3 separate regions of the Homo sapiens genome follow, and all the other regions are linked to region 3. A link is an interaction called in ENCODE POLR2A ChIA-PET data of the cell type or tissue named here. Cell type or tissue: GM12878. All regions are shown on one strand. Links, peaks and the distances in the headings refer to the core of each region. The heading gives the core; the rest is flanking DNA. Region 1 overlaps MAML2 (mastermind like transcriptional coactivator 2). Region 2 overlaps MAML2 (mastermind like transcriptional coactivator 2). Region 3 overlaps MAML2 (mastermind like transcriptional coactivator 2).

What was found. ChIA-PET counts read pairs that join two places held together with the same protein. Peaks named below come from ENCODE experiments on the same cell type or tissue, not always from the same donor. Only the 100,000 strongest peaks of a DNase experiment are listed, where the experiment ranks them.
Region 1: POLR2A ChIA-PET joins it to region 3 with 11 read pairs; 7 of 35 experiments call an interaction of 5 or more read pairs at or near these places.
Region 2: POLR2A ChIA-PET joins it to region 3 with 14 read pairs; 6 of 35 experiments call an interaction of 5 or more read pairs at or near these places.

What each region holds. Positions count from the first base shown.
Region 1 is chr11:96,273,872-96,284,089 of GRCh38, reverse strand. All of the region lies in intron 1 of MAML2 (mastermind like transcriptional coactivator 2), which reads left to right. Among named protein-coding and RNA genes, the nearest start is that of MIR1260B, 62 kb to the left of the region's middle. RefSeq lists an enhancer at 4,309-4,368. In GM12878, for the core only: no CTCF peak of the experiment used is centred there; no DNase peak of the experiment used is centred there; H3K27ac peaks cover 1,162 bases.
Region 2 is chr11:96,284,477-96,294,694 of GRCh38, reverse strand. The region is part of intron 1 of MAML2 (mastermind like transcriptional coactivator 2); the gene reads left to right. Among named protein-coding and RNA genes, the nearest start is that of MIR1260B, 52 kb to the left of the region's middle. In GM12878, for the core only: no CTCF peak of the experiment used is centred there; a DNase peak (open chromatin) is centred at 5,604; H3K4me3 peaks cover 574 bases; H3K27ac peaks cover 787 bases.
Region 3 is chr11:96,193,781-96,203,998 of GRCh38, reverse strand. All of the region lies in intron 1 of MAML2 (mastermind like transcriptional coactivator 2), which reads left to right. Among named protein-coding and RNA genes, the nearest start is that of MIR1260B, 140 kb to the left of the region's middle. In GM12878, for the core only: no CTCF peak of the experiment used is centred there; a DNase peak (open chromatin) is centred at 5,853; H3K4me3 peaks cover 703 bases; H3K27ac peaks cover 2,067 bases.

The sequences.
Region 1 (10,218 bases), core at 915-8,914, 80 kb before region 3:
GGAAGTGATATTATATAGTCTCAAATGCAGCAGAAAGATGTAAGAGGATGAGAACTGAAAGAAAAGTTTGATAGAAGGATATAGTTGATTATCTAGAGGGCAAAATGATAAGTACTTTCAGTAAAGTTTTGAAAAAGGAAGACAATTGTGGATTAAGTAGGAGATGAGGAAGTGGAAATAACTTATATATGGTATATAGAAGAAAGTCGTCCATTAGAAGAAAGTTAGAGACCAAAAAATCTCAAATTTTTGTTTTCTAGGTTAAAATAACCACTTTTATAAAGCAGAGGTAAATCAGCAAGTAGAGAGGAAGAGGTCGAAAATGTAAAAGAAAGCAGGAGTGAATCACTAGCATATAATAGCTCAATGAGGAATGATCAGCGACCCTTGTGAATCCAGCTGGACTTCAGAACGTAGAGGACAAATGTTGGTTGGTCTAGTGGGTTCATGACTTAATGTGTTCCTCTTCTCTTTAAATTGTAGGCCCCAGATACATTTCTCACATGTTTAAAGATTTCTCCAGTTAGATACTTCAACTAAGAAATTTTTAGTTCTTCAAGGCAAAAGGAATCATTCATTAGTGTTTATTTTCACTTTTGGAGAAAAAGATTGTAGCACACAAAGCCTGCATTTTGTTTTTGTTGGTATAATGGCATCTCATGGTTTCTTGATATTCTTCTATTTCCCATGTCAAGTGTTCTAATAAACGTTGTAGAAAACAGTATTAAACTCACACATCTACAAAAAAATGTGCTAAAGAGTGAGTGCCCTTACTTAATTTCTGGTTAATAAACTAATGTGAGATTAAAATAGACAAGGAGAACTGTAATTGCATTTTTGGTGTGGACAGCAAGGTCTGTAGAGAGCACAAAGTTTAACAGGTCTGCAGTGAATGAAAAAGAAAAACCCCCACACCTTGACAGTTAACATCACTTTAGTTTATGGCTTGTTTAGTTTTAAATTTTATAAGTGATCAAAAGTTAAAGTTTGTGGATTACACGATCTTTCATTCGCCCTTGTTGATGGATTGGTTCCTGCTTTCCTGAGTTTTTAATGGAAACAATTATATCATATAAGAAACTATCTCACTTGTTTCTATTCCCTGGCATCATATATGGAAAAATACAGCAGTTAGTTGAATTGTCTGCTAGAAAGTGGCCTTTAAAGGAAAATATAAGTGGAAGAAAATTTGCAAGTGTGTACATTAAGGTTGAAGTGAAAAGGGGAAGGGAGAAGGAGGAGGATGACTGAGGTCACATTCCAATTTTTGAAGATTATTTGCTAATGTTCATGAAGGAAGTTACAGTTGCCTCTGAAATGTAGTACAAATTTTTTGAGGTCATTTAAACTTGTATTATAAAATTCAACATGATTAGAGATTGTAGGGAAATCATATCTGACCTTGGCTATATTGTCAAAACAGAATTTTCTATCTAATTTGAATCAAGAAACCTCACTTTTTCCTGTGCAATTGAAGTGAGTATTTCTGGCAAAAAGTATGTCTTCTAATCTAACAGTAAGATGGAGAGATAATTTAAACAAACAGCTTCAAGATAAAACTAAAAAATTAGAAAAATTGCCGCAGATTTCAATTCTGCTTTGATTTTGAAGACCTGGAGAGTGGACATCAGCATACTTTGTTCTACTCAGTAGCTATATTCTTGAAAAGTTGTATCTGAAACCAAGTTCCTTACTGAAAAATAATTTAAATCCACTCAAATTGCTTGAGCTAAAAGAATTTCATTGTGACTCTTCTTGTACAGTGAAGAATGCCTTCATAATGATCATGCCAAGTACATACATGCAGTCATTATTATTATTATTATTATTATTTTTTTTTTGAGATGGAGTCTTGCTCTGTCGCCCAGGTTGGAGTGCAGTGACTTGATCTCCGCTCACTAAAAGCTCCGTCTCCCGGGTTCACGCCATTCTCCTGCCTCAGCCTCCCGAGTAGCTTGGACTACAGGGGCCCGCCACCACGCCCAGCTAATTTTTTGTATTTTTAGTAGAGATGGGGTTTCACCATGTTAGCCAGGATAGTCTCAATCTCCTGACCTCGTGATCCGCCTGCCTCGGCCTCCCAAAGTGCTGGGATTACAGGCATGAGCCACCGCGCCTGGCCTACAGTCATTATTTTTCAAGTTCTGATTTATTTGTGATGGTAGTTTGTTTGCTCAGTAGATCAGGTCTTTTTTGTTTTTGTTGTTTTTTGTTTTGTTTTGAGACAGGTCTTGCTCTGCCACCCACGCTGGAGTACAGTGGCACAATCAGAGCCCACTGTAGCTTTGACCTCCCTGGCTCCAGTGATCCTCCCACTTCTGCCTCCTGAGTAGCTGGGATTACAGGTGCATGCTGCCACATCCAGCAAATTTTTAATTTTTTTGTAGAGGTGGGATTTTGCCATGTTGCCCATACTGATCAGTAAGTCTTAAACTGGTGATCCCCTCTACTTCATTGCAAAACTCATTGATATCCCCAAAAATCAAAGGCATATTTTAATATTTCTCAAAACCAGGGCTGCTAACTCAGCTGACAAACAGGGAAAAAAACTATTATTCCTTTTCCCTCAACCAGTGCCTCCCACTACCCTGCCCAGACCCCAGGGATTCCTGGGCAGATACCACTGTGGGCTACCCTAGCCAGCCTTTTGCAGCCCCATTCCTGCTTGCTTCCCCACACCTCCCCAGCCAGAGCAGACCTGGACCCCAACAGAAATATTCACCCCTAGCGGCAACACTAGCACTCTCTTGGACAAATGTTTAGTGATCTATCCATCACCTGCCACCAGACCCCACTTCCCTTCCATCAGTGGCTATTCTCTGTTGACTGACTCTTCCCTGGAATCACCTTCACATGGTGATTTGTGGGAATTACAGCTCCCATGTTCTTCTGGGTTGTTAAATATTTTGAATATTACCCCCATACATACACTTTTTATGATAATCAGCTTGAATGTTCAGTCTTTTGATACATTTTAAAAGAAAATTCTTAAGTACACATGATTTGAAAACTTGCAAATAATGCATTAATTTGCATTTTAATATTAATGATGCTTAATGTACTCACTACATTGGAAAATACTGTTACAAGTTTTATTAGTTCATTCATCTGAGAGTTAAACTGATATACATATACATTGTTCTTACTTTGTATCAAAGATATGCAAAATACTTGAGTACAGAAGTAATGATGAAGTACCTACCCCTCTGGGAGCTTATAGCTTAAAATGGGATATATATGAGATAAATGAGAAAGGTTTATACCACAGAATAACATTATGTAAATCAATTTAACCAAATAACAACACCAGAGGGAAAGGACTTTTAGCTACCACTCATCATTATGTCCCAATATAATGTTCCAGTTCATGTTGCAAATAGGGCAGCACCCTGGCTATTGTGTGGTAGTCTGTAAGTAGTGAAATAGCTGTGGGGTAAGGCAGTGAGTCTTTCACCTTAGGGAGGGTGCGAGCCCAGACCCACTTGACCATCTATCACAAATCTTGCTGAAGTTCTAAGATCCCTTTCAACTACAAATTTTCATGCTTCCATAGAATCATCCCTGACCTCAGGAAAAAATACAAAAATGGAACAAACAAAACAGAATAGTAAAACCTGAAGTAAGAAAAAAAGAAATGAATTTGACATTGTACAGATCAGGAGAAAGAAAGTTCATTAACAGTTTCAAGATCCCTGCGTTTTCACCCAGCAGGAAACAAATTACCATGAGTTAAGGTGGGGAAATTACTGGCAATTCATTGCCTTCTTTTAAAGACTTTAAAAAAAAATGAGTAAATAATTTTAGACTATTACCCCCTTTCCATGAGAGATACACAGCTAGTTAAACTGCCATGCATATTAATTTTTTGTTTTCATTTTATTCCACCTACCAACTACACAGTGTCTGCTTTCCAAAATTAGTTTGAAAGCCAATGACCTGTGTTTGAACTGGGTGAAATAGCATAGCAGTTCACACCTGGAATAAAAGAATGATTGTGTGTGAGTCTGTTAATGGCTGTGTAGAGCTATATCTCTATATGGAGCTATATAAAAATATATTTTATACATGCCAGATTCATTTAGACTTGAATTGACCCTGTGGTAAAGCAGCAGGAATAAAATATTTTTTTGATAAAGCACTCACTCAAATAGAGAAATGAGCTCTTGCAGTTACCATTTAATCTGTGACTTCTTTTTGAGATGCAGAAAAACTCCATTATAAAGTGCTCAGTTCATCCAGGGACACAGACACACTGTGGGTTATAACACACCCTCATCTGCATGGTGAGGTACATGAGTCAGCTGCTCTTCTCTCAGGAGGGTGGCTTTAAAGCTCCACAGTCATGCATGCTGCCAATTCCAGATTGTCCAAACCTGTAGGTTAGCAAGGACACAGGTGAGCCATAGGTATGACATGTTCATAAAAAGAAAAATATATTTTAATACAAAACATGTCAGGGGAGTGGAGAGTGTCAAATTGAGGACAGGAGAGACCTAGATTCAATGCCATAGTTCTTGGCTAATCTCTGAGAAGCTTGTTAGTCACCCTCTTTCTCCTTCCCTTACTCTCCTGTATCTTCCCTTACATACTGCATAGTCCCTTGTAATTTACAAGACATAAAATACTTCCTTTGTTCATCTGTATACTGAATGTAAGAATGAACAAAAGGTCATCATAAGGACAGCCTGTGAGTTTATGCACTGCATACTGCAAATGACCCACTCCAGCAATGGGAAGACACCCCTAACATTGCTTCTCTCCTTATAACGAAAATATTATTCATCATCAGCTTTAAAATGGATCTTCTCACTCTGTGCAGTCTCCGTGGTAACGTCCCATAAGCCCAGGGTTTTAAGACCTTTCTCCTGTGCTCTAAGCCTACATATCTAACTGCCTAATGGCCTTTCCACTTGAATGACACATCATTCAGTTTCAGTGTCCTAAACTGAAGTTTCAACTCCAAGTCTGTTTTTTTCTCTTGTAGTCTTCATGTCAGTCAATCAGTCTTTTATCCTAACCAGAAATATGTGAGTTCTCATGGATTCCTCCCTCTCACTCACTTTTCAGTTCTATAATCACCCAGTTCCTACATTGTTTGCATCTTAAATATCTCTTCTAGTCCTCCCTTCTCCTTTATACCCACTGCCACTGCCACAATGTTAGCTCCTTCAGATCTCATATTTTCTCACTTTTATTGCTATAGACATACCCCCCGCAGTTATCCTACCTCTAGGCAAATCCCTTCCAAAATGCAGCTGCCAGTGTGATCTTTGTAAAATGCTTTTATGATAAAGTTCAAACTCATTAGCAAAGCACACAAAGACCTTTGTGATGTGGTATTGCTGAATTAAACTACTGGCAGCCCTAGAAAGGTAAAGTGTATTTGATGCTTCTGTGCTGTTCCCTTAGCCCAGAAAGCCCTTCCAGTTTCTGTTTAGTAAAGTCCTATTCATCTTTCACTACTCAATGAGTCATAAGTAATCCCATTAGGAAAGCCTGTGTGATCTACCTCCTCCCTAATTTGCCAGCTTGAGTTTGCTTCACCCCTTCATAATACTCAGTCAATCATAATGTCTTATAATCCATCATAGCACCTCACACAATGAACTCCAATGTCTGGTTTGTTGGGATGTCCGCCTTACTACATTGTAAGCTTCTTAAGGGTAGAAACCAGTTCTGATAGGCTTAGGGCAGTGACCACCAACAGAAAAAGTACTTGGTAAATGTCTAACACAATCTGTTTTACTTTTTCCAGAGCACGAGGCATGCATGAAAGAGATTAATTTACTCCACATGGGAAGTTACTACCCAGGCTTACCAAAAGGTCAGGTTTATATAAAGTGGCGTTCCTTTTTTTCCCCCTTAGTAAGACATTAAAAAAAGAAACCACAATTGAAAAGCCAAGAGCTATCTGTGATACGGAATATGAACACAGAATCAGATTCTCATAGCAGCTAAGCTGTTCCCCAGGCAGTGGTTCTCAAGGTGTGCTTCCAAGAACAGCAGCAGCAGCGGCATCACACATGCAAATTACTGGACTCTGCCCCAGATCCACAGAATTGGAGACTGGGGATGGGGCTTAGCATTCTGTTTTAACAAGTCCTCCAGATGATTCTGTTGTGTATCTAGCTTGAGAATCACTGCCCTGGAGAATGGAAAAAAAAAAAAAAAAGTTCCCACAGAAGGGTTTTAGCAGTTCTAGAGCACCTACTATGTGCCAGGCCATTTATTTTGTTTACCTTATTAACTTTTTCAGGATACTAAATTAGTACTTCAGGATTTAATTCTTCTAAGATATCTTTTATTCCATTTTAAATTATTTTAGAAAGTTCTAATTTTTTTTTTTTTTTTTTTTTGAGGCAGAGTGTCTGTTGCCCAGGCTGGAGTGCAGTGGCATGATCTCGGCTCACTGCAACCACAAGCGATTCTCCTGCCTCAGCCTCCCAGATAGCTGGGATTACAGGCGCTTGCTACCACGCCCTGCTAATTTTTGTATTTTTAGCAGAGACGGTGTTTCACCATGTTGGCCAGGCTGGTCTCAAACTCCTGATCTCAGGTGATCCACCTGCCTCGGCCCTCCCAAAGAGCTGGGATTACAGGCGTGAGCCACCGCGCCTGGACAGTAAGTTCTAATATTTGATAGTAGAATACAGTGATTGTACTTAGCAACAATATTTTGTATATTTCAAAGTAATGGAAGAGAAGACATGAAGTGATACCCACAGATACAAATGGTAAATACTCGAGGTGACAGATACCCCAAATACCCTGACTTGATCATCTCTCATTCTGTGCGTGTAACAAACACTCATGCATCTCATAAAGATGTAAAATATTATGTATCAATAAAAGAAAAAAAAATCGAGATACAGAAGTCCTAAGTTTGCTATAGTTCCTGGCCTGGTAAAAATGGTGTATCCTCTACATGCCTTTTCTCAACACATTCCGTGGGTGACTCCTCTCTTTTTTATACTGAGTATGGCACTGAACTGACACTTTAAATATATTGCCTTGTATCATAAATATCTGAGCTTATCTTTCATGCTGTGAGTTTTTACAGAGCATGAATCCTGCTCTGTGTACAGAGGCCTGCCGCACTCGGCTTTAGATAGTACCTTGCACGTATGAGCTAAACACTTGATAAATATCAGTGGGATGAGTGCATAAATCTTACAATATTTATCATAGTACTATCCAGATTTAGGTTTCCTTTAGGTTTCCACTATAACTGCACAGAGCAAGGATTAAAAGCTTTTTTTTTTTTTTTTTTTTTGGGTCTGAGAAGCTATGGAGAGGAGGAAATGGGAGAAATAATTATGAAAATGGGGAGCTAACCACATTTTTTTCCTCTTCTGTTTTTTAGTAGCCTTTTCGCAAGCCACTTCGACCTGATTGGTGTTTTAAAGGCACAGACATTGCCATTTCAATGTGTGGATCCATTTAACTACGTGGATCCAAAAAGCTAGTTCTTATGCTCTGCCTCAATTATAAAATCTTCTTTGGCCTAAACTTGGCCTTGGAACTATGGTTGTCGGTACAGGCTGGCATGACCCTAAGGTGTCACTCTCAGCTTTTGAGGGTGCTCTGTTCAAAGACAGACAAGGACTTTTCTTTCCTTAAATGCGGTCCTCTGTGACTTTGCTGTTTTAGATTTTAGGATTAAGTTTAAAATGTGTTGGGCACTGACAAGGATAAGAAATTGTTCTTCCTGTCCTCTCTATAGGCAGAAAACCATCTTTTCCAAGAGAGAGAGATGGCAAGGGTGTAACAGCACAGTTCAGAGTTATCAGTCAGCAAGAGTGAATGTGCATAGCCTTCCTCTCAGTAAAGTGGATCCATTTGAAGGAGAAAAAGGAAACAAAAGTCTCTGACATTATATTATTCTGTCAGTTACTGCTTTCTCTAGAAGTAGAGAATGGACCAGGAAACCGGTAGCTGCTTTGATATTATTTTACCTTTTTCCTTTCTTGAGAATTATAGATTCTGTACCTGTTTTCATGGACATGAGATAGCAAAATCCCCTCAGGCACAAGCATGTGAGGGAAAACTGATTTCCCTGCTATCTTCCTGGCTAGAACATTCTTACTTAGCCTACTCACCATGCTAGACATTTTCCAGTCGTTCTAAAACCCTCTTGATGAAGGAATGTAAGTTCCTGGAGCTTGGAAGTAGGACCTTCTATGGGTTAAAATATTTAGCTCTTACCCATAGTGAAGAGCTAACGACATTGATGATATGGCTAATTATAATAGATATAATTAGGTAGGTAAGTTAAAACAGACATAGAGACCAGCTGAAGAGTCTTTATTTTTATTGATTTGTAGGATAAGGAAATATTTTTATATGTGCTATTATTTCTATGGTAGGAATGTTTAACTTAGGGAAAATTAATGGAAAAACAAAGCTTTCTACACTTCTCAAGTGTCCTGCTTCAGGCAGTTTTACCTACAACAGCACTGATGTTGAATTTCACTTTAAGTTGTCACATGGTCTGAGTTGTACAAAAAGAAAGAAAAATTCTGGCCGGGTGTGGTGGCTCATGCCTGTAATCCCAGCACTTTGGGAGGTCAAGGCGGGTGGATCACGAGGTCAGGAGACCAAGACCATCCTGGCTAACACGGCCATCTCTACTAAAAATACAAAAATTAGCTAGGCGTAGTGGCGGGTGCCTATAGTCCCAGCTACTCGGGAGGCTGAGGCAGAAGAATGGTGTGAACTCAGGAGGCAGAGCTTGCAGTGAGCAGAGATCACGCCACTGCACTCCAGCCTGGGTGACAGAGCGAGACTCTGTCTCAAAAAAAAAAAAAAAAAAAAAAAAAATTCCTTAGTGTTTGGATAAAGAAGAAAATGCAAAAGTTAGGATATGTTTAAGAACTCATTCATTAATTATATTTTTAGCCATTATTCTAAAGGGATCTGGGCACAAAGGTTATTCTCTGCAGCATTTTTATTATAGCAGAAAGGGGCAAGTAACCTAAATGTCCACCCATAGGGAATTTATTAAATATATTATGATACATCTATACAATGGAATATTATGCAGCCATTAAAATTGAGATACAATACATATACATTAACATGGAATTAGTGCAACAATAAATTAAGTGAATAAGTAGACTTTAAAATATGTATAAATGAGCCCATTTATGTGAAATTATACATATCTAATATGCACATATATACATTGAGATTCATGACAAGTTCATCAAACTATTTACAGTAGTGATCTCTAGGGTATTAGATTCAGGTGATATTTATTTTCTTCTTAGACCTTTTAGCAATATTTGAATATTTACAAAAAGAATGCATTTTTTTCCAAATTAAACATCTAATCCAGATATAAAAGAGTTAGACATATGAGCTATATAGCTCATGAGCAGCATCTGTTTCAACTTATGTTTTATTTTTCCAATGCAATTCCACATTGCTAGCCTTTTCATTAGTAATAGTTTAATTAATTAATAGGTTTAACTAAACCTATAATTAAACATTAATTAATACCTAATTTAATATTTCTGGTTTTTAAAGTTTTCATAATAGAAATAACTACATAATTCATAAGGAATAAGGACAAATAAAAGAAATACTCTAAAACTTTATAGTTAACAGAGAAACAAAAATACAACAACAGGAAAGCTATAGTAGAGAGAAAGAGACGTGTAAAGATGTCTATAAAGAAAAAGATGAGAAATCCTTTATAAAAGTAGGGGCCAGGTGCGGTGGCTCACGCCTGTATTCCCAGTACTTTGGAAGGCCGAGGTGGGCCGATCACAAGGTCAGGAGATCGAGACCATCCTGGCTAACACGTGAAACCCCGTCTCTACTAAAAATACAAAAAAATTAGCAGGGCGTGGTAGCGGGCTCCTGTGGTCCCAGCTAGCAGAAAGGCTCACGCAGGAAAATGGCGTGAACCCGCGAGGCGGAGCTTGCAGTGAGCCAAGATGGCGCCGCTGCACTCCAGCCTGAGCTACAGAGCGAGACTCCTTCTAAAAAAAAAAAAAAAAAAAAAAAAGGAAAAGGAAAAAGAAAAAGAAACAAGAAAAAGAACTAGGAATAAATGAAAATACCAAGAGAGACTGCAACTAAGAAAGGAGACAGGATAACAGGATGATACTATCTTATAATGAATGGGAATTACATGTTGTAAAAATGTAAAAATAAGGATTTGACCCCTGCAACAATCCAAAGAGTTTAGTAAATGAAAAGTTTTAAATCTCC
Region 2 (10,218 bases), core at 1,200-9,199, 91 kb before region 3:
TCTTTGTTTATTCCAAAGGTGATTCTGTTCTTATCAAAATTATATGGGAATTATAAGGGGTAAGAATTCGTTACATGTGAAATATTTGTTTACTATACCACTAACAGTGAGCCTCTTGAGAATAGTGATCTCTGCTGTCTCTTTCCTTTGGAACTTCCTGCAGTCCTTGTAACAATTCATACAGAAGCTGCTTGTAGCAAGATGTCAATCATTTAGCTACAACTGGTGAAAATGCGCAAATTTTCACAAAATGGTTATCTGTTTCTTTTTCTTCTACCCCAAGGTCACCATGTGGTCTTGGTTTTATGGGCGACTACATCTTTAGAACTAATTGATGATGTGCATTTTTTACAAAATCAGTAATTTTTTTTTTTTTTACAATGGGTTACCTTTGACATGAGAACATTCTTGTTTCTAAAGGAGAGAAAATTCACAATCCCAGCTGTTTGTAATGTGTTTCTGGAGCCAGCATTGTTTGCAAAAGGAAAATATTTAAGCTTGGCATTTGTCTAAGTTTCCTTTATGATGTACTTATTTTTTAGGGGACAGAACTGCTTTGGGGCAAAGATAATTAAGAACGAACATATCAGTCTTTTGAAGAACGGTTTAAAAATAAAACCTAACTAATGCTGAAAATAATACTTAAAATTCATTGGCCTCTCTCCAGAATAATTTCTGTACTTTGGGCATTCAGCATTTATTTTCCAACTGCAATTGAATAGTCAGCTCTGGCCTGAACAGCCAAGGTTAAATAAAGGGCTAAGAATTATTTAACCAATCACTAGACTATTAGACTCTGGATGTTTGGGCCATTTAGAATTCGCTGGCTCTTTCTAGAGTTTTCTTCCCTGCCTCTCTGCTACATGTATAAAATCTTCAGTCTTTCAGTCTTTATGTGAAACGTTGACCAATCTCTCCAGCCTCTGTGAGTCTGTTTCACTTTAACTTCCTCAGATTGGGCTACCACATGAAAATGGCATAGTATCAAAATGATTATTGTTCTGCATACTGTTTCCGTGGGCTGTTTGGCTGTGTCTCATTTTTTCAGCCTGACATTTTTGAGGGTCCCTACTGCTGGAGTCTTCAAGATTGATATTTTGCTGTTGTTACTGTTGCTATTTCCTTTTAGTTTGCTGTGCTTCAAACTTTCTCTTTTTAGTAAAGTATTTGGTATTTTTATAGTTATCTTAATATGCATCAAAAAAGTTGTATGATTTAACATGCTTCAGATGACCAAAAATGCAACCTTATGCCCTTACTCCCTTTTAGCATATGAAAGACCGAGGAAAATTATTCATTCTGCTGGATGATTTCAAAGATATAACATAATTTTGTAAGATCTGATTACAGTGAATTTTTTTTCATATCTTAGTCTGCCACAGGCTCACACTTATATTGAATAAGTGGATTAAAATGCTCCAAATCTTTACTGTCTCTAACATTCTCAGTGAACTTGGCAGAAACTTTGATTAAGGATGCTTTAATAGTAACAATGTAGATAGTTGGCACATTACAGGGGTAATATCATATCCATTTTCATTAGTGATTCTTTCGAAGAGACACATGGTTGTCCATGACTTTATAGCTGTTGTTTTAAAAATGTATGCATGTCTAAGATGTGGATAACCTTTTCAAGCATAGTCTATGTGATACATTTTTTACTTTCCATTTGAAAGACAGTATACTATTTGAAGACATCAAATGTCAAATAGAAAATCCATAAACAATGATCAACCCATACATCAGATCTTTTTTTTTTTTCTAACTTGAATTGACCTACATATGCCTCTTTTGTGGTCTAGGGCTGCCTTCTGTGAGACAGCTAGACTTTGCTCCCTATTTCTCTCCTTGTTTTTATATCCTACTCTCATAAACTCACACTGTGCTGTTAAAAGAACAGACTTATTCATGAATATGCCTACCATAATGATAGCCATATAGCAATGCCCTGAAAGGAATAAAGGATTAGAAAAAGATTCTATTGTTACTGTAAAGAATAAGCTAGTCTTACAGTATTGCTGTGAATGACTAACCCAGCTAAATGAGTTTTGGACAACAGATAAAAAAGGAACTTTCTACTTAGGAGAGACATGGTAGAGAAGAACAATGGAAAGAGTATGGCCTTTAGGGCCAGGGAGACCTAGGTTTACATAACTGCTTGACTTTAATAATTTTAAGGTTGGGCAAGATGAATTAACTTCTTGGCCTCAGTTTCATCATCTGTAAAATGGGATAATAGCATACACTCCATAGGATTGGTGTTACAATTAAATTAGGAAAAAGTATCTATAGCATTTAGTCTAGCAGCCAAATACATAGTGAGCATTCAATAGATAAAAATTCATTTCCTTCCCTTCACAGAACTCTTCTTTTTATGGAGTCTGCATATTCCTGCTATCCAAAGTGTTATTTTTAAGGCCTCATATAATGCTAAAATGTTATGATTCTGTGATAAAGCCAATTTTTTACTTTGGACCACTTCCATCATATGCTGCTGTATTCAATAGTAAATATGATTACTAGAAGAGGGAGGAACTAACTTAGCTGAGTTCTATCCAAGGATGACAGCAGTAGTTATGTGCTACAAGGTAAAATGGTGTATGACAATAACGTGCAGGAAATCATTTGTTATATGCATTTGCTAAGTTATGAGACAAATTTAGTACTCAGGTATTTCTAAAGATTCCTAAGAATAGCATGATTCCTAATATATGATTGTTCAAATGGAGACTCACATGCTGCATAAAGATATTCCTGTGGAACATGGATCTATGGCAGCAGACAGACAGCCACCCCAGAGTCCAGCCACTCACATTGCAGGGGCTCCTGGGCAAAGGTGATATACATCCAGGAGGCAAGTGATTGTTCTCTACAACCGCAGACATACTTATACCTTCCAAGGAGACCATGGTTGGCAGAGTATTCTATGAATAAAAAGATGATGTATGCATGTGTGTGCGTGCACACACATACTTACACGTGCCCCTTTGTGTGCATATACAATATCACACAAATACACAAAAGAGAAATAAGGCAAGTATAAATTATATCTCCTTCCAAAAAGGATCTGAAGAGGCTTCTGTAAAATAATACCAATACAAGAGAAAATAGAATCTCTAAAATGAGAAGAGAAGAATACACTAAAAGCAGAGTATTATGTCACATGAACTAAGATTTACCTCATCTGGACGTTACTTTTCCTAAAACTCCAACAATATAACTAAGACTATAACTAAGAAGCAGGGAGGAATAAACAAAGGCTTATGAAGGCCGGGCGCAGTGGCTCATGCCTGTAATCCCAGCACTTTGAGAGGCCAAGGTGGGGTGAATCACCTGAGGTCAGGGGTTTGAGACTAGCCTGGCCAACGTGGTGTAACCCTGTTTCTACTAAAAATACAAAAATTAGCCGGGTGAGGTGGTGGGTGCCTGTAGTCCCAGCTACTCAGGAGGCTGAGGCAGGAGAATTGCTTGAACCTGGGAGGCGGAGGTTACAGTGAACCGATATTGCGCCATTGCACTCCAGAGTGAGCAGCAACAGTGAAACTACATCTCAAAAAAAAAAAAAAAAAAAAAAAAAAAGGCTTGTGAAAAACTAACACAGATGTCACATGGCTCTAAGAAAATCCTTTAATTCTATTTTTCAAGTCTTTATTTACCAACTTTTTTTCAAGTTTTTTTGCCTTTAGAAGTTAGACAGATTCACCTCTAGAAAGTACACTGCTACATACAAAAAGTGACAAGCCTGATAAGATGAAGGAGTCAGAAACATTCTAAAATCAAAATAAAATGAAACAGAAAAACCCAACAGCCAAAGACTATGGCACATAGCATTATATACAGAGTGACCTTTGGGAGCCTCACCACTTTACAACACAGTGCCATAATTATTGTTAAGAATGGTAATTCTGAGTTATACAGACAGGAGTTGGATCATGATGAAGATAGTCTTTAAGAAAGTAGGCAGTGAATAATACCATTTCATGAAGGTTTTCATTCTAATTTTCGAAAGTAAGAAAAATTGGTACTTCAAAGGGGAATATCAAATATCTTAAAATTTACTTACATGAAACTGTATCTCATTAGGATTTGTAAGGATTTATAATGCATTTGTGGATTAAGGAGGTAGAATGTGGTTCTGGCAATGTGGATCATATGAGATCTTGAAATCTTGATTGTCTCACCAATCAGTTTGGCTACTCAATGCTTCTGGGCTAGCCTGTCAATTGACCTTCCATGGGAATGAACTATGCTAATTCTCAATCACATAGAAGAAGCAGAATAGAAGCAACACAGTTATTTTAGCAGCAATACTAACATTAGTAGTAGCAGCAGCATCAATTACTATTTAATGAGCCACATTCTCCCCATTGTCTCTTTCAAGCCACCAGGGTACCATTTTGTGCAGTAGAGTGGTAAATCAAGTGGTCTCTACTGGATTGAAAGAGTAACTGTATCTCTGTTAGAGTTCAGCTTATTACCTGGGAGTGAGAGAAGCTTTGGGGAGAATGAAGACCATTAAGTGCCCTCAAGGAGTAAGATATTGCCAAAAGTACCAACATTTCCACATGATTTTATAGGACAAAATAGGCACCAGCCATTAAGAAGAAATTGTCCAAAGATACTCAATGTTCATTCTCTGCCAACGGCTAACAAAGTAATAAAAATACACTGCTTATAAAAAGCAGTGAGAGAAAAGTGAGAGAGCTTAGAGGATCTCTAAGGCCCTTTCTAACTGATTTTCCCTGATTGTAATGATTAATTTAGTTGATATTTATTCCCAGTCCCTTCAAAACATCTTGAGTAGTTTTACATTAAAAAGTGGGCATTTGGTAATCAAAAGACTTTAAAATGATTTTTTTTTAAGAGAGAACATTCTGCCCCTTTGAATGTATGATGTGTATACCCAGTTCACTGAGAATGTTAGGCACACCAATAAATACATGATGCCAAATAAAATACATACTCTAAAAGTAAACGTAATCATACTACTCTATTCTACCTACACTTTGTATTGCACATATTCCCTTAAAACTGTCGCAGGTTAGCTAGGTTTATGAATTTTTATTAATTTAAATAAATACCCAGAGCAAGATGTTTAATGATTATAAACATATCATTTTCTTCTCTTAAATTAGGTGCCTCTAGACTTCTCACAGAATCAAGTTAGGAAAGTTACATTTATAGATGCATTAAAAATCTGGACTCTATTTCAAATCCATCAGCAGTTGCAGGTCACTCATTCATTCGTGAGTTATATGGGATTCTGCAAACATTTATGAAGTGCCTACGAAGATTCTAAGCAATGTTTAAGTATAAGGATCTGTTCCTTGACAATAAGAGTCTGCCTATTGTAGTTAAATTTGTAATCCGGATAATTATATAAAAGCACAGTTATCCTTGAAGACTATATAGACTGAAGAGTTAAATAAAAGTGGTATTACTTAGACTTTGCATAGAGTTCAAAGATTTAACTAAAAATCTGTGGTCTAAACACAATAGTCTTTTTCCCAGTCGTATTTTTAGAAAGCCAAGTTTCAGGTAGAACTAAATGCTTTGATGTCCCTCCAAGTCTTTTTCTATCATTCTGTCATTTCATGACTAAAGTACTAAAATTTAACATAGTTCTCAAAGATGTTTAGAAAATGAAACAGGCTTTACACATACCATGGTCACCTTTCCCCTTTCCCCATGACGGTTTTCTGTCTCTAAGTACACTGCGATAGCCATGTAATTGGAAAAATACAAAATTAATTATCAGAGCATACATATTAAAAATTCAACATGTGCTGGCTTGGCTTATTAGTAGAAAAATTATATTTTTGACTTTAAAGATGTGATTCTGTGTTTAGGTATCATCATTCCAGAATTACCTTAATTTAATGTATAGTAGAAAAACCTTTTGAGTTTCGCCGTGCTTCTGAAAATAATTAAAATTAATTTAAATGTATAATACACAAGTGTTTGAATGCCACATATTTACCAGCTTTATACCTTAATTTAAATTCACATTGGAGGCTAATGAAGAGTCAGAATTAATATTACGTGAATAATAATGGTATTACCATTTGTTGCTTGGCAGTTTGATTTTCATCCTACAGGTCATTTGGAAAATGTGCTTATCTGTTTTTGGTTGTTTTTTTTTTTTTTTTTTTGAGACAGAGTCTCGCTGTTGTCACCCGAGCTGGAGTGCAAGGGCACGATCTTGGCTCACTGCAACCTCCATCTCCCAGGTTCCAGCAATTCTCCTGCCTCGGCCTCCCGAGTAGCTGAGATTACAGGTGCCTGTCATCATGTCCAGCTAATTTTTGTATTTTTAGAAGAGACTGGGTTTCACCATGTTGGCCAGGCTGGTCTCAAACTCCTGACCTCAGGTGATCCACCCGCCTCGACCTCCCATTTATCTGTTTTATACCTTGTTCTAGATAGTAGCCAATTAACATAATCTGCAAAATCAGCAGATATCCAGCTTCAAGTAACAGTTACCCTGATCATGTTAAAAAATATTGTACATTTGCTCTGAGATCTAATTTTTTTCTACTTCTGTTTCTTTTTGCATCAACTATTTCCATATATTGAACAAGGATAGAATATTTCCTGTGGTTTTTCAGGTGGTTTCCAAGATTTGTCATTCAGATTTATAATACCCAACTTAATTATTTCAGTGACATGGTGAAAGTGTATCAGGATACCATTTCGCTTACTCTCAGAGTTTATGTAGGGCCCTTTTGGGATTCAGTGTCTCCGTTCCACTGCACAAAATTGCAAGCAACGTGTATTTAATGATTCAGCTGATAAGCCCTTCCTTTTATGAACTATGAGTTAGTATTAAAATGAAGGGTTGGGATTTCTTAACTTTTTAGCCATTTAATCTTTTAACATGGGATCAAGCAACAGAATGTAGCAGAAGAGTATTATGAAAATGAGAACATTGAAAGATAATGTTGATGCTTGATTCTTTCACTTAATAAGGTGTCTGAGTATTTAATGATTTTGTTTTGTAGTTCAATTACCGTAGAACAATCTACTTAACGCTAGATTGTCTGTCGGGACCATGATGATTCTCAAATAAATATTGTATTTACCAATTCTACTCTTAATTTTTTTAAAACTAAAGACAAGACAAAAAAGTAGATGTCTCTATAATACATTTATATGAAATTAAATTTTCTTAGTTTATTTTTGCTTTAGAATGCCAGTTGTAATCAAAGGACCATTGGCAAGACACTGGCCATTAGTAAGGCATCAAACTTTGAGCTTTGCTTTACTTTAAAAAAGTTATACCATGCAAGGATAGAAGTAGACATAGGCATTCACATAATCCCCTGTACATCCTCCAGAGGGGTTTTGTCAGATGAATTTCCCCCAAAGGGCCTCTTAGTTACCATCAGCTTCTCTTTGGGACATATATATTTCTGACTGTGGTCATTTGTTAAGGAGAAGTTTAGCAGACGTTATTAATCAAATACATTTAAGAGAGCTATTGCTTTTCACTTTCTCCCATGATGTAATGCTCTTATAATAACAGGTTTTGTGGGGTCCTCTTTATACAACTATCTGATGACAATATTCTTCATTCTTGTAAGCTCAGTTAACATCTTTTCACTTCCCATCTGATAAGTGCTAGCTGCTGATTTTTTTGCTCAGTATCTCCATTTATATCAATTTATTTTCATCTCTAGAGCAGCGCATCAGGCTGCTCTCTCGTGAATATATTGTTACTTTTTTCTGGCACTGGAATATACAACTATCCATGACAGCAAAATTTGAGGGCCATATTGAGATCACCGGCTGATATGGTGACCATGTAAATATAAGTTTAAATTGCTTAGTTCCACGTTAGAATAGTTTAATCAATTTCTGTCCCAGAAACTGGATATGAAACAGGTTAGATGAGGAAGCTTATATGGAAAAAAATTATCTTTCATCCTCTCCACATATACATTTTTCCTGAGACTAGGTCATATGTATATTCATTTTGTACACATTGGGGAATTGGCATAGTAATTTATTCAACAAACATTAATTAGCACCTTACTTTGTGACAAATCTGTAAAAAAAAAAAAAAAAGATAAAAAGAATGATAATAGCTAGAATTTATTGAAAACCCACTATATGCAAGATTCTAGGCCCTTCTTATATACTAATACTAACAGTTTAAGAACTTAAATCTCTTTTTCCCCTAGTGGGATTCTTATTCCTTTCTTTTTCTTCAATGTTTGAGTTCAGGGGTACATGTGCAGAATGTGCAAGTTTGTTACATAGGTAAACATGTGCCATGGTGGTTTGCTGCACAGATCAACCCACCACCTAGGTATTAAACCTGGCATCCATTAGTTATTCTTCCTGATGCTCTCCCTCCCCCTGCTCCCTCCGACAGGACTGACTCTGTGTTGTTCCCCGCAATGTGTTCATGTGTTCTCGTCATTCAGCTCCCACTTATAAGTGAGAAAATGCAGTGCTTGGTTTTCTGTTCCTGCGTTAGTTTGCTGAGGATAACAGCTTCCAGCTCCATCCATGTCCCGGCAAAGGAAATGATCTTATTCCTTTTTATGGCTGTATAGTATTCCATGGTGAATATGTACCACATTTTCTTTATCCAGTCTACCATTGATGGGCATTTGGGTTAATTCCATGTCTTTGCTATTGTGAATAGTGCTGCAATGAACATACGCATGCATGTATCTTTATAATAGAATGATCTATATTCCTTTGGGTATATACCCAGTAACGGGATTGCTGGGTCAAATGGTATTTCAGCTTCTAGAACTTTGAAGAATTGCCACACTCTCTTCCACAATGGTTGAACTAATTTACATTCTCACCAACAGCATAGAAGCATTCCTTTTTCTTTGCAACCTCACCAGCATCTGTTGTTTCTTGACTTTTTAATAATAGCCATTCTGACTGGCATGAGATGGTATCTCATTGTGGTTCTGATTTGCATTTCTCTAATGATCAGTGATGTTGAGCTTTTTTTCATATGTGTTTTGGCCCCCTGAATGTCTTCATCTGAGGAGTGTCTGTTCGTGTTGTTTGCCTACTTTTTAATGGGGTTGTTTGGGGTTTTTTTCTTGCAAATTTAAGTTCCTTGTAGACTCTGGATATTAGACCTTTGTCAGATGGATAGATTGCAAAAATTGTCTTCCATTCTGTAGGTTGTCTATTCACTCTGATGATAGTTTCTTTTGCTGCACGGAAGCTCTTTAGTTTAATTAGATCCCATTTGTCAATTTTTGCTTTTTTTGCAATTGCTTCCGGTGTTTTCCTATGAAATCTTTGCCTGCACCTATATCCTGAATGGTATTGCCTAGATTTTCTTCTAAGGTGTTTAAAGTTTGGGATTTTACATTTAAGTCTTTAATCCATCTTACTTTTTGTGTAAGTTTGAAGGAAGGGGTCCAGTTTCAATTTTCTGCACATGGCTAGCCAGTTCGTGGGATTCATATTCTAAGTAAGGGAACAAGCACAAAGGCAAATATTTACAATAGGTGCTACAGTAGAAATATGAGTAGACGTGGTTTCATATATCTGTTAAGAGAAGAGAGTCATGTCAAAATGTTGGTTTTCATGGTTTGAATACTCACTCAATCCTGACTTAGTAGCTGTGTGACTTTGGACAAGTTCCTTAACCTTTCTCTGTGGCTCAGTATCTTCAACTGTGAAATGGGTCTTATTGGGGCAAGAGATATGGTTGCATAGACTATGCACTGCACAACTCCATCCAGCCATATACGGCACAATTCAACAATCAATGATGAGTACTTCATAGGATAGTGAAGAGGATTACCATATAAAACATTTCTAAAGTGATTAGAATGTTCAGCACATTACAGGTTCTGAGTAAATATTATTATAGAGTGATGAGTTAGAGTAACTGAAGAGACTGATTCTTCATGGGAGAGGAATATTTATGGAGATTTTGTAAGAAAGATAAGACATTGATCCAAATTCATATTTTTCTTTCATCAATTCTAAACTGCGGTTGCTAATATTCCTGAAAAACTAATGGTGTTTTGCTAGCAGAGTTCTGGTCTTACACAGTAGGAGCTCAGAAACTATTTGTAAGCCAAACCAAATGGTGTCACAGTTACTTTAGCACCATCAGACTGATGTTGACACCTCAAAACCCAGTATTGCAATCATAAAGAAGAATTGCAGATTCACTGTTAGGTTTCCAAATCTCACCTGTGGAAAAGAGCTTATCAATTCAGTGTTGAG
Region 3 (10,218 bases), core at 1,173-9,172:
CACCCTATTTACACCTGGATAATTAGTCCTTAACCCCTTCATGAATTATCCTAAGTCAAGTGCACCATCTATTTCCTGTGAGAGCACTCACTAATACAGTAGATTAGAAAGGAGAAAGATTTCTGTTTAAAATGTGTTTTTGCACTCATATTATTGAGAATAACCGCACTGAATTTTTTGAAAACATTTAACAAATAGATCCTTGGGTAGGCTAAATATTTTCATGCATGGCTGACCTGCACTGATTCACTCATTCCAAAGTATGTTACAGATTCATTTCCGTTTCTACACCATATATGTATTTTGCATTTGAATTAGTAAGTATGTTCATGTTTGGTCATTTGTGTTTAAGTGTATTTCTCTGTGACTTGCGACTTCTTGCATTAGAATATAAGTGCCTCAAGAGAAAGGATACTATGTTTTTCTTTTACTTTTTTTTGTAAAGGCTTGCTCCTAGCAGCTTGCCGGCTGACTTATATCTAAAAAAACTAAATAAAATTTGTTAATTATGAATACAGCTTAATAAATGTACAGCCAGATCTGACAACAAACATTTTGCACATTTTTAAGGCATAATCTGATAGGACTTGTTGCATTCTTTTCCAGAGCCAGCAATTCTTAAGGAAGTGAAATACCTAGTCAATTGGTGTATTCATGGTGCAATTATTTGAAAAATCATTAAAATATCTGTTCTTTAGAGAATGTTAAACATATTAATTCAGGTAATTGTCCAGATATGCTGTGCCTTTGTCACTGATGTGTAAACACCATGAAGTCAGCAACTTTTTCTGTTTTGCATATGTCTGAATGCCCAGTGCCTAAAACACAGCCTGGCATCTATAAGGTATTCAATAGGTATTTGTTGATTAAATGAATATATGGAGGCTTGGTTATATTATTGTAGCCTGATATGTTACATTTGCAATTGCTGTGCTGTCATTCATAAATGATTTTAAAAGGCAATTTAGATTCCTTTTTTTCAACATATTTATTGCCTTGTTACTGTGTTCAAAACTTTACTAGGTGTTTCCTTTGGGAGCTCACATTCTATAGGTAAAAAATATCATCTGAGGCTAGACGTGATGGCTCATACCTGTAATCTGAGCACTTTGGGAGGCCGAGGCGGATAGATCACCTGAGGTCAGCAATTCGAGACCAGCCTGGCCAACGTGGTGAAACCCTGTCTCTACCAAAAATACAAAATTAGCCAGGCGTGGTGGCATGTGCCTGTAATCCCAGCTACTCGGGAGGCTAAGGACAGGAGAATCGCTTGAACCCGGGAGGTGGAGGTTGCAGTGAGCCAAGATCGTGCCATTGCACTCCAGCCTGGGTGACAAGAGCGAAAATCCGTTTCAAAAAAAAAAAAAAATTTCATCTGGAACACAGCATAGTTACTTAATGGATCCTATCTCTATGGCTTTTCTTTCACATCACATCTTTACCCAAAGCAAGCTTTACTAACCTTCATTCTCCTAATCCCTGATTTTTGCAGGCTTTGAAGAATTATATTGAAGCAATTAGCACTTTCCTAACGCATTCCTGATCCTACCTGGGATTCCATAACTGGTGACCATGCTTTGCCTTTCATGTAGACTTGGTTACTCCAATAAAACTGCTGAAACATAATCAATTTTTTTTTTTTTTTTTTGAGATGGAGTCTTGCTCTGTCACCCAGGCTGGAGTGCAGTGGTGAGATCTCGGCTCGCTGCAATCTCCACCTCCCGGGTTCACACCATTCTCCTGCCTCAGCCTCCTGAGTAGCTGGGACTACAGGCGCCCGCCACCACCCCCGGCTAATTTTTTTTTTTTTTTTTTTTTTTTGTATTTTTAGTAGAGACAGGGTTTCACCGTGTTAGCCAGGATAGTCTTGATCTCCTGACCTCATGATGCGCCTGCCTCGGCCTCCCAAAGTGCTGGGATTACAGGCGCGAGCCACCATGCCCGGCCGAAACATAATCAATTCTTACATGATTTTTTCTACTTCATCCACAATGGTAGAAAATAGACTCTTTTTCCTCCTGTGTGTGATTAACATGAGGCCTTCATGGTACTATACTTCCATTAGAGACTTTTTTTTTTTGAGATGGAGTCTCTCTCTGTCGCTCAGGCTGGAGTGTGGTGGCATGATATTGGCTCACTGCAACCTCCACCTCCCAGGTTCACGCCACTCTCCTGCCTCAGCCTCACAAGTAGCTGGGACTACAGGTGCCCGCCACCACGCTGGGCTAATTTTTTGTATTTTTAGTAGAGACGGGGTTTCACCGTGTTAGCCAGGATGGTCTCGATCTCCTGACCTCGTGATCCGCCTGCCTTGGCCTCCCAAAGTGCTGGGATTACAGGCATGAGCCACCACACCCCGCCCCATTTGAGACTTTTAAAATCCTTTTCTTAGGTCTTCATATGACTCCACTTGGTCTAAGCTTTTATACTCATAGACATTTTGATATATTCACAAATCCTTTTACTTTTTTGTCTACAAATAGGTCCTTGATATAAGCCATTCATGTGGAATAGTCCTAGTGGTCTCAGAATTTGAAACATATTGAACAAAACTCCAAACTAAGCGTAATTGTTTCTTAATCTAAATAGACTTCTAAAGCACCCAGAGCCTATGATGGAATTGTACATGGCAAAATGCTGTTATAATTGGGGAGGGAACGGTCCTTTTAGGCAATTAAACATCCTTCTCTTCTTCCCTTTCCTCCTCCCCTTACTCTCTCCTACTCTTTCTCCTTTTCTTCTTGAATACCCAGAGATTCACTTCCCTTTGTAAATATTTGAGTCTACATAGTAGAAATGTTTTATAGATCTATCCATCAAGTAGGTTCAAGTAATTATGGTAAGTAGTTATATGGAACTACCTAAATATCTATTGCTCTGATCTGTCCATGAAGATCCCTTACAATGTATTTCAGATTTCGTGGCCTAAGTAAATGAGACTTTTTTTTCTTTTTTATTAAAAAACAGAAGCTTTTTTTTCCCCCAAGAGTTAAATGTCATTGTAATCTTATGAAATATTGCTTTCAAAACATAAAACCAAAGAAATTCAGAAATAAAGCTTATCATCCTGGTTGTTTTTGTTATATAGAATTGTCTTTACTATTTTTCCCCTCTCATTGTCACCTCTTGGTTCATGGTATGTGATTAAGAGATGGTACCATTGCCCTCTGATTGCCTTGCTTCTGGTGCTCCCTCTCCTGAAGTGGCCCTTTTTAGTCAGATCCTTAAAGCTATTTCAACATTTCTCCACCCGTATCCCCCCACCACCCTCCACCAAATACACATGCTTTGCACTATTACAGATGTTAACTTGTCAAAGTCCAGAAGCTCCTGAGAAGTCAGCAGGAAGACATGGTGGATTGAGGCATAGCCATGACCTGAAGGAAATAATTAAAATGCAGGAGGGTTGCTGTGAGGGACACACTAACTTAGTACATCTTTCTCTGATGAAATCTGTCAGGCTCTTAGTTTACCAAATGTGGGAACTTTTGTGCTTGTTTTGCTCTTAGGCACAGGATAGGTCCCAGGAGAGATTCCATTCATTCCTCAAAGAGAAACAGAAGAAAAAGAATGAAGTCTCACTAATAGCTTGTTAGAAGAATTGTGTTTACTCTGAGATCTGACTCAAGAAATGGACATGGAATCTCAGCAAATCCAAGCTACAGATGATATCTGTTTTGCAGCTGGGCCATGCAGAGCTCAGCCATGGCTTCTCCTGACCAAGGGATGTTAAAGTTATCTAGAACATTAAGAGTGTTAATGAGTATATACAGAGAGACTAATTGTGAGCAAAATCATTAATTAGGGTCATGTTTACATTTTTATTGTGGCTAATCTTTCATCTGTTCGGACTAAGGTTCTTACTGTGTTCCAAAGGTGATAATAATATAACTAAATTCCTCTGATACTAAAGTAGTCACACTTTTATTTCTTAATTTACCTGAGTTGATTCCTGGCCACCCTCCCCCTCCTTATCACACTAGAGATAATTTTCAGTAATGTTTTCTTTATGCTGTTAAGTGATTCCCTTCCCAGTGGAGCGAGAAGGTGAATGTACTTAATGAAATGATTGATCTGCATTTTGGCATTCGTCCAAATTGATAAAATATAGAGGGACTTTTCCATTCATTATTTTGTTCATCATTTATAGAAAATGCGGAAACTTTTGGGTAGGTTTGGCTTTCTGCCAATTAATGTTGTCACTGTTTTCCTCTGATGCATATTCACATGAGTCAACAGAAACCTTTTCGACTAAGCAGAGTTAGATTTAGCGAGACTGCGTACATCACGGTATTTATTGGATGTGGAAACCTAAAATAGGAGGGGCGTGGTAAAACCTCAGACAGAAGTACTGACAAAGAGTTTCCCCAAACAATAGAACCGCCATAGCCCGCACACATTCCCAGGACACATTCTACAGAATGGACAAAGAAATACTCATCTGTGTCATCACTTGCTCAAAAAAAAAAAAAAAATTATCTGAAACATGGAAGGTATATCAATCAGATTTGCATTTGGCTGTGAGTGATAGAAAATGCAAAATAATAGTAGGTTAAAATACATAAATTTTTTTTCTGTCTCTTGTAAAAGAAGTCCCAGAGTAGGTAAACCAGGAGGGAGACACTTAACAGTATCAGGGATCCACGTTCCGTCTCTTCTGCGGTTCTGCCCACCTTATCATGGGGCTTCCCTGTCACGGACAAGATGGCTGCTAGTGGTCCAGCTGGGAAGAAGGAGAAAATACCTGCAGCAACAGCAACAAGGACTACCCCTCTCTTTTTTTTTTTTTTTTTTTTTTTTTTGAGACGGAGGCTTGCTCTGTTGCCCAGGCTGGAGTGCAGTGGCGCCATTTTGGCCCACTGCAAACTCTGCCTCCCAAGTTCAAGCAATTCTCCATCTCAGCCTCCTAAGTAGCTGGGATTACAGGCGCCCGCCAGCATGCCCGGCTAATTTTTTTGTATTTTTATTAGAGATGGGGTTTCAGCATCTTGGCCAGGCTGGTCTTGAACTCCTGACCTTGTGATCCGCCTGCCTCGGCCTCCCAAAGTGCTGGGATTACAGACGTGAGCCACCGCACCCAGCCAGGACTACCCCTCTCTTTAAGGACCCTTCCCAGAAGTCACACACGATACTTCCAGGTAAATCTTAGTCACTCTGTCACCCCTAGCTGCTAGAGTGGCTGGAAAATGTAGCCCTTATTTTGGGTGGTTATGTGACCAGCCAAAAGTAAGGGATGGTACGACTCATGAAGAAGGGAAGAAGGGATATTGTTCCTCCTTCCGGAACTTTGCCAGTGTTCTCACCTTTTCCCGGAAGCCTAATCATCTCTCCGTGGGCAGTGACAGACTCTCTACTCTGTCTGTTCACAGAATACCTGGGGTAGGTTTTTCAGTTTCAGGAGCCACACTACAAAATAGATACATGTGAACCAGTAAATTCAAGAGTAAATTACCAGAATGGTTGTGAGGACTGGGACCCTCCATCTACCCCCATGATGATTACAAAACTTGAATGGACCATATCATCTGAGGAACAAATGAGGGAACTGGTGATGTTTAGCTGGGAATTTCTGTATGCCTTTCTCAGAAAAGACATAGGGAGGACATATCTGACTCAGAATGTTTGACAAGCGATTCTGTGTGTTCCTAGCTGGTAGAATTAGAACATGCCCCAAATCAGTGAGCCTAACTTCAGGCAACACGTAAAGGAGCATTTTCTGTTTCTCACAGCAGTCCTGAGGTCCAATAAGCTATCTCTGGGGAAAGCAAACTCACTGTCATCAAAGGGATTGAAGCAGTGTCTTTAGGGTCAATTGATAGCCTTCTAACATGTCTTCCTGGCTCTAGTCTTAAGACCTATCCAGACCATTCTCCATATCCCCATTGGTGATCTTTTTAAATGCAAAAGAGAACATATCACTTCCCAGTTTAATCCTTTTCAATGGTTTTCCATTGTCTGCCAATCTCTCAGTTCCTCTTGACCTGGTGTTTACTTACTCATTGCAAGTTTCTAGATAAAATTTTCACTTCCTCAAATATGTCAAATCTCTCTCCTGTCCAGAACTTTGATTATGTTGTTCCCTCTTTTAGAACACTCTCCTCCATCCTTACTTTTACACTTCACCTGGCTGAGTCCTACACATCCAGAATCATTACTTCCCCTCTGAAGTCTTCACTTCTATCCCCTCAGAGGAGGGATTCTTATGACTTCTGGTACCTCCCTTGGCCCAGCACTTAATATAATTGCTGCAATTGCTTATTTAATGATGTGCCTGTTGAGCTAGACTGTAAGCTCCCAGTAGGTAGGGTCTGGTATCCTCACACACTGCACACTTCCTGGCACATAGTAGGTGACTGATCATAATGTTGAACATGGTAGAAGGTAATCAGGCATCAGCTGAAGGGAGATACAGGTTAAGGATGAGAGAGAAGCAATAAAGATACGAGAAATGAGAAATGGAAAACAAATAAGAGATTTTCTTTTGCCCTAGTCCCCCTTATATTTTTTCTGGAGTGGCAGGATTGAAGCATGTGAAACAATTGCTTCTCTGGCTACTTGGATTGCCTCCCAGCCCCCAAAGAGTCAGAGCAACTGTTACAGTGGAATTTGAAATACTAGCTATGTTAATGGAGGTCAGTATTACTAAGGCTGGATTTACAGCTACAAAAAAGTGACCCAGATTTATTTTCTATTACTCAAAATTAGTTATGTCGAAGGAGGAGCAAGGGGCTTCTTGGTCTATAGACTATTGCTAATGTGTCTCTGGACATAAATCTTCTTTGGTTTTCATTATCTATTCTGGAGAAAGCAATGGTGACTCTGAGTAAGTGGGGCAGCAATTCAGGTCTTTACCACACCACATGCAGCATTTGTACAGGAGTAGCTTTGGCCTCCCAGACCTTAGTGACCTGGGCAGGCCACCCATCTCTGCCTTTTCTTGGAGTGATTTTTACAGGCACAGAGTAAACTCCTGCCCTCAAATACCTACTGCCATTTGCTTCCTGATGCTTAACATTCCACATTTATAGAAAAGGCCTCAAATATAAGGACCACAATAATAACACGTGATTTAAATTCACATAGAGATGTACTGGCTCCTATTGAAAAAAAAAAAAAAAAGCCGAGGGTGGTTGGGGGAGAACCATTGGACTATAGAAGGTATAGGTGGGGAGAACAAAAAAAGAATGGTTTGAAACAGAAAAGACTATGAATTCTAAGCAGGCTGAAAAGATAGAGAATAAAATACATTTAATTTATAATTTTGCTTAGCCTTATTTACCCTAGACATTACAGACAGAAGTGATTTCTTGTTTAGGGTTTAAGGGGCAGCCGAGAAGTAATACAGACCTAAGGAGTGAACCTCCTGCTACCAGCATGGGGAGGGGGCATCCCCTGTTATTCACTAGAGCTACTGTGGTATTCTCCAGCCTGGTATTGCCCGTAAATGGGCAAGACACACAGCTTTGCATTTGCATTATTTCTGATTGACTTCAATGGTCAATCCCTGCATGTGATTTTTTTACACGTCTCCTTTTCTGTATCCACGGATCATCAGAAAGTCGATATCCAGGAAAACAAGATAGCATTTCCCCAAGAGGAGGGGTTTTATGTTCATGCAGCCCAAAACAGTGGTCACTTTGAAAAAGGTTTTTTAAGCCGAGTCCTTGTCTGAAGCTGACTGAAAATGACAAACCTTTCCTAAAATGAAAATCACCGAAGCAACTGGGATGAACTATTTATCTTCCTGATCACTGCAAGGAAACACACGAACAATGATCTCATTGTATCCTCCATTTTGATTTTTAAAGGCATGCATTCACTAATAATGTGTGTAGAAAACATTAATTAACAATAGTCACTTTTACTTACATTTACTCTCTAACAATGTAATTGTTAGTTTACTTTTTTAAATGTTCAGTTTCTTCATCTTTGTTGCAGATATGTATCTATGCAAGGAAATGATACATTTTAAAATGTATAGATAATCAGAGAGGTTTAATTCTCTTGACATATACAATAACAGTGTTTCAATTCTATAAACACAACCCACTGGTACTATTAACCTACTTGCTTTAGGGATTAAGGGAGAGAGAGAACATTAACTCTTTTGTGACTTACTGTAAATCAGCACGAGAGGAAAAAATGGTGGAACATGTCGTTTTTGCTACATGGATAGTAGTTTGGTAGTCACAGTATAATTTTCTCATAAACTGCTAATAGCCCATTTGCAAGTAAACAGATCTGGCCCTTGCCTTTTGACCAAGTCTAAAAGACTTTACAATTATATGCACACAGGTCGTCCATTCTATGGAGGTATAAGTCCTAGTTGGTTACCTGGTGCAAGTTTCACCTTGCTTCTTTTGGATCATAGTATATCATGCCTCACTCTTTTTCTGCTTTCTGCCTGTATGTTTCGTAGCAGAGATTGAGTCAATATTTTCTTGGTGAAACAGACACCCAGAAGGCACAGAGAATTTATATTTAGTTTTCTGAGTTTTTGAACTGATGAAAGAATCACATTTGTCTTCCTCTGTATTTTTCTGGATGGATGAAGAACTCTGCAATCCCTGGGTTCTTGATGGAAGTTCTTCCTCTGAGCTTTCCTCCTTCAGCCACTTATCCCCTTTGGGTGCTCTTGGGAAAATATTCTTACCCCACACTGAAGCTCCCCAGTACTATCAAGCAGTGAATTTAGGTGTTCCTGTAAACATGGGTAAAATCTAGGAGAGCACTGTGGCTTAATGTGTAGATTCATAGGGCTTTGCAGAGAGTGACACTGTTTTTCTTTTCTTTTCTTTTCTTTTTAATTTGAATGCATGAATATTCAGTAGGATGACTTGTGGTTCTATCAGAGGTCAAGTCAATAGGAGAAAGAAAGCCTATGACTGAGGTAAAATGTGAAGTAGAAAGACTTGGTTTATATAACTTAGATGTCTATACTGTTCAAAATGCTTAGCTCTTCTAATTTCATTTGCCCTCATAGACACAGTCAGAAAAACAAGTTCAAGATGTGAATATTTTTAATCTGTTTTCCAAGCATATGTATCAAAGAATGGTATCTATTGTCATTAAGAATTTTTAAGCCTTTCATTCTAAATATAAAGCCTCACCTATTTGACAGTGTTCCTTTAAATGTCAGAGAAGCTGGAGAGGTTGAGGGGCAGGGAGGGATCATGAATTGAACCTCAGAAGGATTTTAATGCTTTCCCTTCGGTGGTGCCTTTTCTTCCTGAGAATAAAGAAAGGGAAAGGAGCCAGTGGACTCAGCCCTATAGCAACATTTTTCCCCAAGGAATTTTGTATTTAGTTCTTGTGCCTTTGGCTAATAAAGAAGAGGCACATTTAGCTCCTGTGAACAAAAGAAGGCAACATTTCAAAATGTGGTTATTTTGCTTGTAGATTTTCTAGATTTTATCTCATCCAACTCAGGTTGTAAACTAAAGAGAATAAATTATTTAATCCAACAAATTTATTCTTTCCCTGCAGTAAACTGTTTTGCATAAAGGAGGCTTGTTTTTTGCTCAGACAAAATGAAACAGGAAATTATCTAGCAGATTCAAACAGAGGAGAGAGTCACTCTACAAAATTTGAGCCCCTAGCTACTTCCTTTTCCAAATTATCTGGAGAGTTCTCTAAACACTCACCTTTACTTTATTCATATGTAAGCTTCAACTATGTATACACAGTATTGCCAGTTCAGACACTGGGACTGAAGTGACCCATTAATTGAATAGCCCGACCTGTCTAGTTAATCACCACTTCCCACTCCCCAGACTGCCCACCCCAGCCTCCAGTTCAATTGACCATTTGTTTGCATGAATGTATTGAACTGACCACCTGGCCAGCTATTAGAGTCTCGGCCTTTCTTTTATTTCTGCAACTATAATTTTTTGTTTCTTATTTTGAGGCCAGTTCTAGATCGTTTACCATTTGACGGATAGGCCTATGCTTTGTCTCATTGAGTTCCACTTAGACAAACAGTAAGAAGGACATAAAAAGGATGCTTGGATCTTGATAGTAGGAGATTGGGATCCTCTCCACTCTGGGCACTCTCCCCTCTGCAGACACTGCTACAGTGAGAAGTAAAAAGGAACAAAGAAAAGAGAAATGAACCATATGGTGGTAGAATTTGTCAGCTACTTTTGATATGTTTCTTAAGATGCAGGTCAAAGTAGTATACACAGACATTTAAAAATAAGGAGACTGTTTGGCTAAAGT